Regions from separate parts of the Homo sapiens genome. Here region 1 is linked to region 2. A link is an interaction called in ENCODE POLR2A ChIA-PET data of the cell type or tissue named here. Cell type or tissue: GM12878. All regions are shown on one strand. Links, peaks and the distances in the headings refer to the core of each region. The heading gives the core; the rest is flanking DNA. Region 1 overlaps FBXL20 (F-box and leucine rich repeat protein 20). Region 2 overlaps CDK12 (cyclin dependent kinase 12).

The links. ChIA-PET counts read pairs that join two places held together with the same protein. Peaks named below come from ENCODE experiments on the same cell type or tissue, not always from the same donor. Only the 100,000 strongest peaks of a DNase experiment are listed, where the experiment ranks them.
Region 1: POLR2A ChIA-PET joins it to region 2 with 8 read pairs; 3 of 35 experiments call an interaction of 5 or more read pairs at or near these places.

Annotation. Positions count from the first base shown.
Region 1 is chr17:39,330,978-39,334,977 of GRCh38, forward strand. The region is part of intron 2 of FBXL20 (F-box and leucine rich repeat protein 20); the gene reads right to left. Among named protein-coding and RNA genes, the nearest start is that of MIR548BC, 36 kb to the left of the region's middle. RefSeq lists an enhancer at 2,095-2,605. In GM12878, for the core only: no CTCF peak of the experiment used is centred there; no DNase peak of the experiment used is centred there.
Region 2 is chr17:39,482,942-39,491,731 of GRCh38, forward strand. CDK12 (cyclin dependent kinase 12) reads left to right here. Exons shown (of 14, transcript NM_016507.4): 3 at 7,616-7,792. Among named protein-coding and RNA genes, the nearest start is that of CDK12, 26 kb to the left of the region's middle. In GM12878, for the core only: no CTCF peak of the experiment used is centred there; a DNase peak (open chromatin) is centred at 4,500; H3K4me3 peaks cover 897 bases; H3K27ac peaks cover 2,173 bases.

The DNA of each region.
Region 1 (4,000 bases), core at 1-4,000, 150 kb before region 2:
GAGCTTGGGCCTCAAATCTTGTAGCATACCTGAATCAAAGTCCTTTTCCTCTGCCCACAAAAAGGACTCAACACAACAATCTCTCTCATGGGACTACACGCATGTGCCACCACACCTGGCTAATTTTTATTTTCGTTTTGTTTTGTTAAGACAGAGTCTCGCTCTGCGCCCAGGCTAGAGTACAGTGGCATGATTTTTTTACAGCCTCCACCTCCGGGGTTCAAGCGATTCTTCTGCCTCAGCCTCCCAAGTAGCTGGGATTACAGGTGTGTGCCATCATGCCCGGCTAATTTTTGTATTTTTAGTAGAGATGGGGTTTTACCATGTTAGTCAGGCTGGTCTCGAACTCCTGGACTCAGATTTTCTGCCCGCCTCGGCCTCCCAGAGTGCTGGGATTACAGGTGGGAGGTATCATGCTCAGCCTAATTTTTGTATTTTTTTGTAGATACAGGCTACTACTCTTTAAGTCACAGCTCATTTGTCTCATTTCTGGGGAAGCATTTTCTGAACTCTCCATGCTAGGTTTAAAGCCCTACATGTGAGATTGCTATAATGCCCTAGGCAAAACCTCTTTTCTAGCTCTATATTGATTATTTCCATGCCTGTTCTCTCTACTGCCCTGTGAGCTCCTTGAGGACAGTGATTGTTTATTTCTATCTTCAGCATAATGCCTGGAACACTGTAGGCACTCAACAAATGTTTGTATCCACATTAAAGTTTAAGGAAAGGTAATTTAATTATTTCTATACATCTAATGTCCCTCATAAAGAACATCGGTTGTCATCCCACATAGAGAAACTCTCCTAAATGACTAAATCTGTTTGTCTCTTCATTAACTAAACAGCCCTGCACTGTAATGGTTTGAATATTTCTATTACCAGTTTTTGTATTTTATACTTTTATATTTAATCCATTTGGCCTGCTACAACAAAATACCTCAGACTGGGTAATTTATAAACAGCATAAACTCACTTTATGGTCTATGAGTAAAAAGTAGAACCAATGTAACAATACATGCCTAACAATTTTATAGCATTTACTATGTGCCGAGCATTGTGTCCTCAATTAACAGCAAGTGTATGACAGAATCCAGGAAGTCAGATTGTAGAGTCCATGTTCTTAACTATTAATGCTTTTCAAAGGAAGGAAAACACAGACTTGTATTTTTCCACACCTTCAACTCCTAGAATTTAAACCGAAGGAGAGGCTACAAGAAATATAAAACATTGTGTGCGAGCTTCTCTGAAATGAATATGAGATTGCACATGTGCAGAAAAGAGTTAACAGAGCAGGCCTAAGAATGCTATCTTTAGAAATGCCTGCTTGCAAGGTTAGCCCCTGAATGGCACCTAAGCCGCTGGATTTTGGAAGGGTTCCTACCATTCACTGATGAACTTCTCTAATGGACAATATTTCACATGTGTCGTCACAACTTGCTCCTGGAGGAATTAAGTGCACCCTGTGTGGTTCCACTGGGAAAGGACCCTCGGAAGCTTACTTCTAGTTTCCTACACATTTTACCTGTGCACCTTTCCCCTTTGCTGATTTTTCTTTGTATCTTTTTTTTTTTTTTTTTTTTTTTTAAGACAGAGTCTCGCTCTGTGCCCAGGCTGGAGTGCAGTGACGTGATCTCGGCTCACTGCAAGCTCCGCCTCCTGGGTTCACGCCATTCGCCTGCCTCAGCCTCCCAAGTAGCTGGGACTACAGGTGCCCGCCACCAGGCCTGGCTAATGTTTTGTATTTTTAGTACAGATGGGGTTTCACCGTGTTAGCCAGAATGGTCCCGATCTCCTGACCTCATGATCTGCCCACCTTGGCCTCCCAAAGTGGTGGGATTCCAGGCATGAGCCACCGTGCCCAGCTGTATCCTTTCTTATAATAAACCATAGTTGTGTGTATGACTACATGATGAGTCCTGTGGATCCTCCTGCACATCACCATACCTGTGGATGGATCTAGGGGACCCCAACACAGTATGAATTGCTGCCTTTTTCCTTTTTCTTTTTTAAGAGATAGTGCCTAGCCATGTTACCCAGGCTGGTCTCTAACTCCTGGCCTGAAGCAATCCGCCTGCCTCAGCCTCCCAAGTAGCTCAGATTATAGGCCTGAGTCACACCTGGCTCTCTACTATTTTAGAAGGAAAAAAATTCAGCTCTCCCTCTCCCTCTCCCTCCTCCCTCTCCGTCTCCCTCTTTGCACGGTCTCCCTCTGATGCCCAGCCGAGGCTGGACTGTACTGCCGCCATCTCGACTCACTGCAACCTCCCTGCCTGATTCTCCTGCCTCAGCCTGCCGAGTGCCTGGGATTGCAGGCGCGCGCCGCCACGCCTGACTGGTTTTCGTATTTTTTGGTGGAGACGGGGTTTCCCCGTGTTGGCCGGGCTGGTCTCCAGCTCCTGACCGCGAGTGATCTGCCAGCCTCGGCCTCCCGAGGTGCCGGGACTGCAGACAGAGTGTCGCTCATTCAGTGCTCAATGTTGCCCAGGCTGGAGCGCAGTGGCGTGATCTCGGCTCGCTACAACCTCCACCTCCCAGCCGCCTGCCTTGGCTTCCCAAAGTGCCGAGATTGCAGCCTCTGCCCGGCCGCCACCCCATCTAGGAAGTGAGGAGCGTCTCTGCCTGGCCACCCATCGTCTGGGATGTGAGGAGACCCTCTGCCCGGCTGCCCAGTCTGGGAAGTGTGGAGCGCCTCTTCCCGGCCGTCATCCCGTCTAGGAAGTGAGGAGCGTCTCTGCCCGGCCGCCCATCATCTGGGATGTGGGGAGCGCCTCTGCCCCGCCGCCCCGTCTGAGATGTGAAGAGTGCCTCTGCCCGGCCGCGACCCCGTCTGGGAACTGAGGAGTGTCTCTGCCCCGCCGCCACCCCGTCTGGGAGGTGAGGAGCGTCTCTGACCGGCTGCCCCGTCTGAGAAGTGAGGAGCCCCTCCGCCCGGCAGCCACCCCGTCTGGGAAGTGAGGAGCCCCTCTGCCCAGCCGCCACCCCGTCTGGGAGGTATACCCAACAGCTCATTGAGAACGGGCCACGATGACGATGGCAGTTTGGTCGAACAGAAAAGGGGGAAATGTGGGGAAAAGAAAGAGAGATCAGATTGTTGCTGTGTCTGTGTAGAAAGAAGTAGACATAGGAGACTCCATTTTGTTCTGTACTAAGAAAAATTCTTCTGCCTTGGGATGTTGTTAATCTATAACCTTACCCCCAACCCCGTGCTCTCTGAAACATGTGCTGTGTCCACTAAGGGTTAAATGGATTAAGGGTGGTGCAAGATGTGCTTTGTTAAACAGATGCTTGAAGGCAGCATGCTTGTTAAGAGTCATCACCACTCCCTAATCTCAAGTACCCAGGGACACAAACACTGCGGAAGGCAGCAGGGCCCACTGCCTAGGAAAACCAGAGACCTTTGTTCACATGTTTATCTGCTGACCTTCCCTCCACTATTGTCCTATGACCTTGCCAAATCCCCCTCTCCGAGAAACACCCAAGAATGATCAATAAATACTAAAAAAATTAAAAAAAAAAAAATTCGAAAAAAAAATTCAGCTAATCCATGCTTGCCATTTCAGTTCATAAAGTTCACCTCTTACCCACTTACAGAGGATATATCACATCACAATTATGACCCAACACCAGAAGAGTTGAAAAAATGAGAAAAAAATTTCATATTCTTTTTTACCTGAATCCTTTAAAAAAATTTCATATTCTTATAGGTAATAACAGTCCTTATTCTGAAACCGCATGTTATAACTAAAAGGGCACAGTGCAGACTCAAGCAATCTTTATCACTTAATGTCATTTTTACAGTTATCAACGTCATCCTCAGAAGGAATCTTTGAGGGCTGGGCACAGTGGCTCATGCCTGTAATCCCAGCACTTTGGGAGGCTGAGGAGGGTGGATCCTGAGGTCACAAGATTGAGACCATCCTGGCTAACATGGTGAAACACCGTTGGAACAGAAATTAAAAGAAATTAAAGAATGTGTAAGCAAAAACTCAGTTGTATGTAAG
Region 2 (8,790 bases), core at 2,192-6,191:
TCACTCTGTCCTCTAGGCTGGAGTACAGTGGCATGATCTCGGCTCACTGCAACCTTCGCCTCCTGGATTTAAGTGATTCTGCTGCCTCAGTCTCCTGAATAGCTGGGGTTACAGGCTTGTGCCACCACGCCTGGCTAATTTTTGTATTTTTCGTAGAGACGGGGTTTCACCATGTTGGTCAGGCTGGTCTCGAACTCCTGTCCTCAAGTGATCCACCCGCCTTGGCCTCCCAAAGTGCTGGCATTACAGGCGTGAGCCACCTCGCCCTGGCTCAACTAAATTTTTGATAAAAGTTTGTAAATAGTGGTGAAATCACTGTTTCTTTTCTTTTTTTTTTTTAAGAGACAAGTTTTCCCTTTGTCGCCCATGCTGGAGTTCAGTGGCCTGTGCACAGCTCACAGTATCCTCTACCTGCTAGGCTGGAGCGATCTTTCCACCTCAGCCTCTCAAGTAGCTTGGACTACAGGCACGTGCCATCATGCCTGGCTAATTTTTGTACTTTTTTGTAGAGATGGAGTTTGACTGTGTTGTCCAGGGTAGTAGAACTCCTAGACACAAGGAATACACCTTCCTTGGCCTTCTAAAGTGCTAGGATTACAGGCATGAGCCACCGTGCCTGGTCTGAAATCATGTTTTAAACAACCAACTTCAAGGGGAAGGAGATAAAGGATTATATTTAAAGTAGTTTACGCTGTTAAAATGGGCAAATTATCTCATTGAAAAATTTAGTGTTTTTTAAACAGTTACAATTTATTTATTTATTTATTTATTTATTTATTTATTTATTTATTTTTTGAGGCGGATTCTTACTCTCATGATCCGCCTACCTTGGCCTCCCAAAGTGCTGAGAGTACAGGCGTGAGCCACCACCCCTGGCGTAAATATTTATAAATTTTATATTTTTTCTTTTTTTTTTGTTTGAGACAGGATCTTGCTCTGTTGCCCAGGCTGGAGTGCAGTGGCATGATCTTGGCTCACTGCAACTGCTGCCTCCAGGTTCAAGTGATTCTCATGCCTCAACTTCCCAAGTGGCTGGGATTACAGGCATGAGCTACCACACTTGGCTAAGTTTTTGTATTTTTAGAAGAGACAGGGTTTCACCATGTTGGCCATGCTGGTCTCAAACTCCTGGCCTTAAGTGATATGCCTACCTCGGCATTCCAAAGAGCTGGGACTACAGGCCGTAGTCACCATTCCTGGTCTATATTCTTTTTTTATTAACAGTATTTTTATTAGAAGTGTTTCCATTACACCCACAGATTCAGTTCAGATTCCAAAATACTATTCATATTCTAAAAGTTTGGCAGTCCTAGAGCTTGGTAGGTTTTTAAATTACACATGTATTATGAAACCTAATTACCACATGTGAATTTGTGTATAGGTATAAATGGGGAACTAGGAAATACTGATATAGTTAGGGTACATCAGCGCTTCCTGGTAGTGACTTTTCAAGTAATGACTGTGATGTATAGTATCTGCTCCCCTATGATAGACTCACTTTGCATGTACCACATGTCCGCAACCCTTTATAATACTGAGTGTCCTATGCTAAAGGTGATAATGTTAAGCATTGTAGTTTTGAGGCTGTCATTAAATTTTCAAGGTTTTTAGTACATTGGAATTTACTGAAACAGGATTTGACCTCTATTCAAATTGTATATCCTGAACTGGTAGGACATAACCTATCAAATACTCATTCTGTCTTGAAATAAACATGCTAAAAATGTAATATTTTAGAAGCAGTATACATTTTTCATACATGTTCAATATCCCTAATCCAAAAATCTAGAAATCCTCCAAAATCAGGAACATTTTTAGCGCTGACATGATACTCAAAGGAAATGCTCATTGGAGCATTTCAGTATTCAGATTTTTGCATTGAATATGCTCATCCAGTATAATGCAAATAATCCAAAATCTAAAAATTTTAAAAATTTGAAACACTCAGGCCGGGTGCGGTGGCTCACGCCTGTAATCCCAGAACTTTGGGAGGCCGAGGCGGGCGGATCACGAGGTCAGGAGATCGAGACCATCCTGGCTAACATGGTGAAACCCCGTCTCTACTAAAAATACAAAAAATTAGCCAGGCGTGATGGTGGGTGCCTGTGGTCCCAGCTACTCGGGAGGCTGAGGCAGGAGAATGGCGTGAACCCAGGAGGCGGAGCTTGCAGTGAGCTGAGATCGCGCCACTGCAGTCCAGCCTGGGCGACAGGGCGAGACTCTGTCTCAAAAAAAAAAAAAAAAAAAGTTCAGACACTCTGGTTTGAGGCATTGTGGATAAGAGAGTACCTAATCTGTATTAGTACTTTATTTGAGCTCATAAAGTAAACATTGGAGAAAACAAAAATATGAAACACAGATTGGCTGGGCATGGTGGCTGATGCCTGTGATCCCAGCACTTTAGGAGGCCAAGCTGGAGGATTGCTTCAGGTGGGAGTTTGAGACCAGAGCTTAGGCATCCCCCCCCTTTTTTTTTTTTTTTTTTTTTTGGGAAACAGAGTCTCACTCTGTCGCCAGGCTGGAGTGCAGTGGCTCAATCTCAGCTCACTAATCTCCACCTCCCGGGTTCAGGTGATTCCCCTGCCTCAGCCTCCTGAGTAGCTGGGACTAACAGGCGGGTGCCACCACGCCTGGCTAATTTTTTTTGTATTTTGGTAGAGACAGGGTTTCACAATGTTTGCCAGGATGGTCTTGATCTCCTGACCTCATGATCCCCGGCCTCGGCCCCCTAAAGTGCTGGGATTATAGGCATGAGCCACTGTGCCTGGCCCCTGTCTCTTAAAAAAAAAAAAAGCAGCTGTGGTGGTATGCACCTGTAGTCTCAGCTGCTTGGAATGTTGTAGTGGGTAGATCACTTGAGCCTCGAGGCTGCAGTCAGCTATGATTGCACCACTACAGTCCAGCTTGGGTGACACAGCAAGATCCTGTCTCCAAACAGACAAAAAACCATAGACTGAATTTATTTGAAATGATGATGACACAATTAAAATACCTTAATTTTTCTTTTTTCTTTTTCTTTTTTTTTTTTTGAGACAGAGTCTTGCTCTGTCGCCCAGGCTGGAGTGCAGTGGGGTGATCTTGGCTCACTGCAACCTCTGCCTCCTGGGTTGAAGCGATTCTCCTTCCTCAGGTTCCCAAGTAGCTGGGATTTTGGGAGTGCACCACCATGCCCAGCTAATTTTTGTACTTTTAGTAGAGATGCGGTTTCACCATGTTGGCTAGGCTGGTCTTGAACTCCTGACTTCAGGTGATCCGCCCGCTTGGCCTCCCAAAGTGCTGGGATTACAGACATGAGCCACTGCACCCTGCCTCTTTTTTTTTTTTTTTTTTTTTTCTGTGAAACAGAATCTTGCTCTGTCACTTAGACTGGAGTGCAGTGGCACAATCATGGCTCACTGCAACCTTGGCCTCCTTCCCTGGCTCAAGTGATCCTCTCGCTTCAGCCTCGATAGTAGCTGGGACCAGAAGTGCATGCCACCACTCCCAGCTAACTTTGTTTATTTTTTTTAGAGATAAGGTCTCACTATGTTGCTCAGGCTGGTCTTGAACTCCTGGGCTCAAGCAATCTTCCTGCCTTGGCTCCCAAAGTAGTGGGATTACAGGCATGAGTCACCATGCTCAGCCTGATTTTTCTTGTTCTTCTAGTGAAGCCAAACCAAGAAGAAATCTGTTTTGAATAATGAGGAATTGAGATTTGTAAAGAATATTCCGACAGTGGTTGAGAAATTACAAGTTTTTTTTCGCTGAACATCTTAAAAATTAGAATAATTTAAAAAATCTATGTTGGTGGGGTGCGGTGGCTCATGTCTGTAATCCCAGCACTTTGGGAGGCTGAGGTGGGCAGATCATGAGGTCAGGAGTTCGAGTCCAGCCTGGCCAATATGGTGAAACCCCATCTCTACTAAAAATACAAAAAACTAGCCGGGCGTAGTGGCACACGCCTGTAGTCCCAGCTACTTGGGAGGCTGAGGTAGCAGAATCACTTGAACCCAGGAGGCAGAGGTTGCAGTGAGCCAAGATTGCACCACTGTACTCCAACCTGGGCAATAGAGGGAGACTCCGTCTCAAAAAAAAAGAATCTATATTACATTGTGACTCAAAGAGTTTTCTGATAATAAGTTTTGTTTCTAGGATGGAAAAATCTGAGTGCAGATTATAATAATGTTGCATGTTCATCTCTCCCAGTATTTCAACAGAAAGTTTCAGATGATCATTATCTACTCCACTGACTATCCCAGTTCTGGTTGATGTGGTACAAACTAACCTATATTGTATTGTTCTGTCTGATTTACAAGGGATTAAAACGATAAAAATTGGCAGGAGTCAATAGCTGTTGAGATTTATGTTCTTATATTTTGAGTAAATGACATTCTTTTATGGAAAATTCACACACAAGGGTTAACAGTATTCTTTAAAAAGATACATTGCAAGAGATAGATCTTTGTGGTCTAGGAAATATTCATGCAAAGCACCAATATTTTCCTTTATAACTACCTGTCATAAAAATAGAGAAGATTGCCTGTGGTTAAGGTTCTCAGATCTTTTTCAACCATCTGATACTGTGAAGGAATAGAGAAGACCTATCTGGCCTGATTTTATTTGTAGACATGAGTTAGTCTGTTGTACTATAGATGTCTTATTTTTTCTGAGGATGTGCATGACACAATTTTTTTTTTTTTTTTTTTTTTTTTTTGAGATAAAGTCTTGCCCTGTCACCCAGGCTGGAGTGCAGTGGCACGATCTCGGCTTACTGCAACCTTGACCTCCCCAGTTCAAGCAATTCTCATGCCTCACAAGTAGCTGGAACTACAGGCACATGCCACCATGCCCAGCTAATTTTTGTATCTTTATTTAATAGAGATGAGGTTTCACCATGTTGGCCAGGTTGGTCTTGAACTCCTGGGCTCAACTGATCCGCCTGCCTTGGCCTCCCAAAGTGTTGGTATTACGGGCATGAGCCACCACACCTGGCTCTTGGCACAAAATTTCTCTACCACTTATTAATAAATTGAGATAGGCAAAAAATTGTATCTGGGCCATACGTGGTAGGAGGCGAGGCAAGAGCATCACTTGGGGAGGTCCAGGATTTTGTGACTAGCCTGGGCAATATGGCAAGACCTTGTCTCTACAAAAAATTTCAAGAATTAGCTGGGTGTGTTGGTGTGTGCCGTGGTCCCAGCTTCTTAGGAGGCTAAGGTGAAAGTGTTGCTTGAGCCCGGGAAATTGAGGCTGCAGTGAGCCATGATTGTGTCATTGCATTCCAGCCTGGGCAACAAAGTGAGTCCCTGTCTCAAAAAAAAAAAAAGATTGAAAACTGACTTTTCTGATCTATTCCTGGAAACCTATCTTTCTACAAAACCCCACTGACTACTATAATTTACTGATTACTGGGAGAGGCTTCTGCCACCAGGTGCCTTAATAATTCTGAAATAGTTGCTTGGACCCTTTTTCTTTAGATTTTTAGTTTGATGATTGTCTATTTTGGCTGGTCAGGTTTGCCTTCTGCTTTGAAGTGAACGGAATGATTCAGTATATTTTTTATTAGTTTTGACTTACAACTTAGCTATATTTCTATTTTTTTGTAAATATCTTCGGCAATTTATATTTTTTACAGGGAAAGCATTCTAAAATACTATTTCTTTTTTCCAAGATTTTTGCACCTCTTTAGCGATAGAGTAGTATTAAATTGTTGAGCTCTTCTTGTTTGTTAAATCTTTGCTAAAATGTAGAGTAAATTCGATGAACTCCACGAGTTGCAGTGATACTTTGTGAATTTAAGAAAATTACTTCCTGCATTTTATTTCTATTTTTAAATTTTTTATTTTTCGAGACAGAGCTGCCCTTTGTTGCCCAGGGTGGAGTGCAATGGCATGGTGATGGCTCACTGTAGCTTTGACTTCCTGGGCTCAAATGATGCTCCCACCCCAGGACTGCCGGTTGCCATCTGCCCCCAAGTAGCTGGAAACACACACTTATACCACCATGTCCAGCTAATTATTTTTGAGACAGAGTCTTGTCACCCAGGCTGGAGTGCAGTCGTGCGATCTCAGCTCACTGCAACCTCCTCCTCCTAGGCTCAAGCAATTCTCCTGCCTCAGCCTCTCGAGTAGCTGGAATTACACCACCACACCCAGTTAATTTTTTTTTTTTTTTTTTCGAGATGGAGTCTCACTCTGTCTCTCCGGCTGGAGTGCAGTGGCGCGATCTCAGCTCACTGCAACCTCCACCCCTGGGGTTCAAGCAGTTCTCCTGCCTCAGCCTCCTGAGTAGCTGGGAGTACAGGTGCACCCAGCTAAATTTTGTATTTTAATAGAGATGGGGTTTCACTGTATTGCCCAGGCTGGTCTCGAACTCCTGAGTTCAGGCAGTCTGCCCACCTTGGCCTCCCAAAGTGCTAAGATTACAGGCGTGAGCCACCGTGCCTGGCCAGTTTCTATATTTTTAGTAGAGACAGGGTTTCACCAGGCTGGCCAGGCTGATCTTCAACTCTTGACCTCAAGTGATCTGCCCACCTCAGCCTCCCAAAGTGCTGGGATTACAGGCATGAGTACTGTGCCTGTTCTAATTTTTTTTTTTTTTTTGAGACGGAGTTTCATACTGTTGCCTGGGCTGGAGTGCAGTGGCACGATCTTGGCTCACTGGAACGATTCAAGCAATTCTCCTGCCTCAGCCTCCTGAGTAGCTGGGATTACAGGCAGCTGCTACCATGCCCGGCTAATTTTTTGTAGTTTTAGTAGAGATGGGGTTTCCCTATGTTGGCCAGGCTGGTCTCGAACTTTTGATCTCGTGATCTGCCCGCCTCAGCCTCCCAAAGTGCTGGGATTACAGGCTTGAGCCACCGTGCCTGGCCTAATTTTTTTTTTTTTTTTTTAATTTTTTGTAGTGATGGAGTCTCACTGTGTTTTCCAGGGTGGTCTCAAACTCCTGGCCTCAAGCAATCCTCTTGCCTCAGCCTCCCAAAGTGCTGGGATCACAGGGGTGAGCCACCATGCCCAGGTGAATTTTATTTCATCTCAATAAAACTCCAAATAAAATCTTAGGAACGATATATTAAGAGTTTGATAAAGGGAACTGCAAGTAATATCACAAATATTTCATTGTTTTTAAAATATACTATAGATTTCTATTTATAAAATTTATCTCAGCCAGGCATGGTGGCTCACGCCTGTAATCCCAGCATTTTGGGAGGCCGAGGCACGTGGATCATTTGAGACCAGGAGTTCAAGACCAGCCTGGCAAACATGGTGAAACCCCATCTCTACTAAAAATACAAAAATTAGTCTGGCATGGTGGCACACGCCTGTAATCCCAGCTACTTGGGAAGCTGAGGTAGGAGAATCACTTGAACCCAGGAGGCAGAGGTTGTAGTGAGCCAAGATCACGCCACTGCATTCTAGCCTGGGCGACAGAGTGATACTCTGTCTCAAAAAAAAAAGAAAAAAATTAAGTATCTTTAGTTGTGATTAATTATTTTTTTTTATGTTATAGTACAGGTTTTTTTCCTTAAAAATTAGATCTTTCTAACCTTTTCGTAACCAGGCATTATGATCTTTGAAAATTTTTATTTGCGTATCTTTAATTGTAATTTTGTCATCTCTTCTCATTTATTGTTTAGTCCAAAAGAAACTCTTCCTTCAAAACCTGTGAAGAAAGAGAAGGAACAGAGGACACGTCACTTACTCACAGACCTTCCTCTCCCTCCAGAGCTCCCTGGTGGAGATCTGTCTCCCCCAGACTCTCCAGAACCAAAGGCAATCACACCACCTCAGCAACCATATAAAAAGAGACCAAAGTGAGTTTTTGGAGGAATCTGTCTTTCATGATAGTTTTCTCCCTTCCTTTTGAACTAAATCTCTCATGTTTCTTCTATAACCCACACCAGTAAGATCGTAGAAGTTTGGTCCCAAAGTATTTTTTAATTTTATTTTAATGGACAAAAGCCTTTCTTGGAGACTCAGGTCATTCATCTATGCCCTCAGATACCCAGCTATGTTTTTAGAACAACAGAAAATTCCCAAATCCAGATATACTATGAATGTTTATCTCATTATGTCTTTTTTATTCATAATATTTAGAGTACTAAGGAAGAATAAAAGCTTTTTAAATTCAGGATGTGTCAATCGTGTACACATTAACCAAAAATTAATAGATATGGGATTTTTCTTCCTGAAAGCATATAAATTGTCATGCCATAAATTGAGTATAAATATGGGTCTAATCTTCTGATTGTTAGCATTTCTCTCTTAATAATAAAAATAGGTATCATTTATTGAGCACGTATTATTGTCGTAGTTTTATATATACACATTTTTGAGACAGAGTTGCGTTCTTTGTTGCCCAGGCTGGGGTGCAGTGATGCTATCTCTGCTTACCGCAACCTCGGCTTCCTGGTTCAAGCAACTCTCCTGCCTCAGCCTCCCGAGTAGCTGGGATTACAGGCACGTGCCACCACGCCAGGCTAATTTTTGTATTTTTAGTAGAGATGGGGTTTCACCATGTTGGCCAGGCTGGTCTCGAACTCTTGACCTCAGGTAATCCACCGCCTTGGCCTCCCAAAGTGCTGGGATTACAGGCGTGAGCCACCGCGTCCGGCCTTATATTTTCATAGCAGCCTTAGCATGTAGCGATTAATTTCCCATTTTATAGTTAAAGCCATACCTGAGAGAGTTCAGAAAGCAAGCAACTAATCTATTATTTCAGTGTATGTCTTCCTAAAGCTGTAGCCCTATGTCTTAGCCACTGTGAGAGACTGTTTATGTATTTTTTTTTTTTTTTTTTTGAGACAGAGTC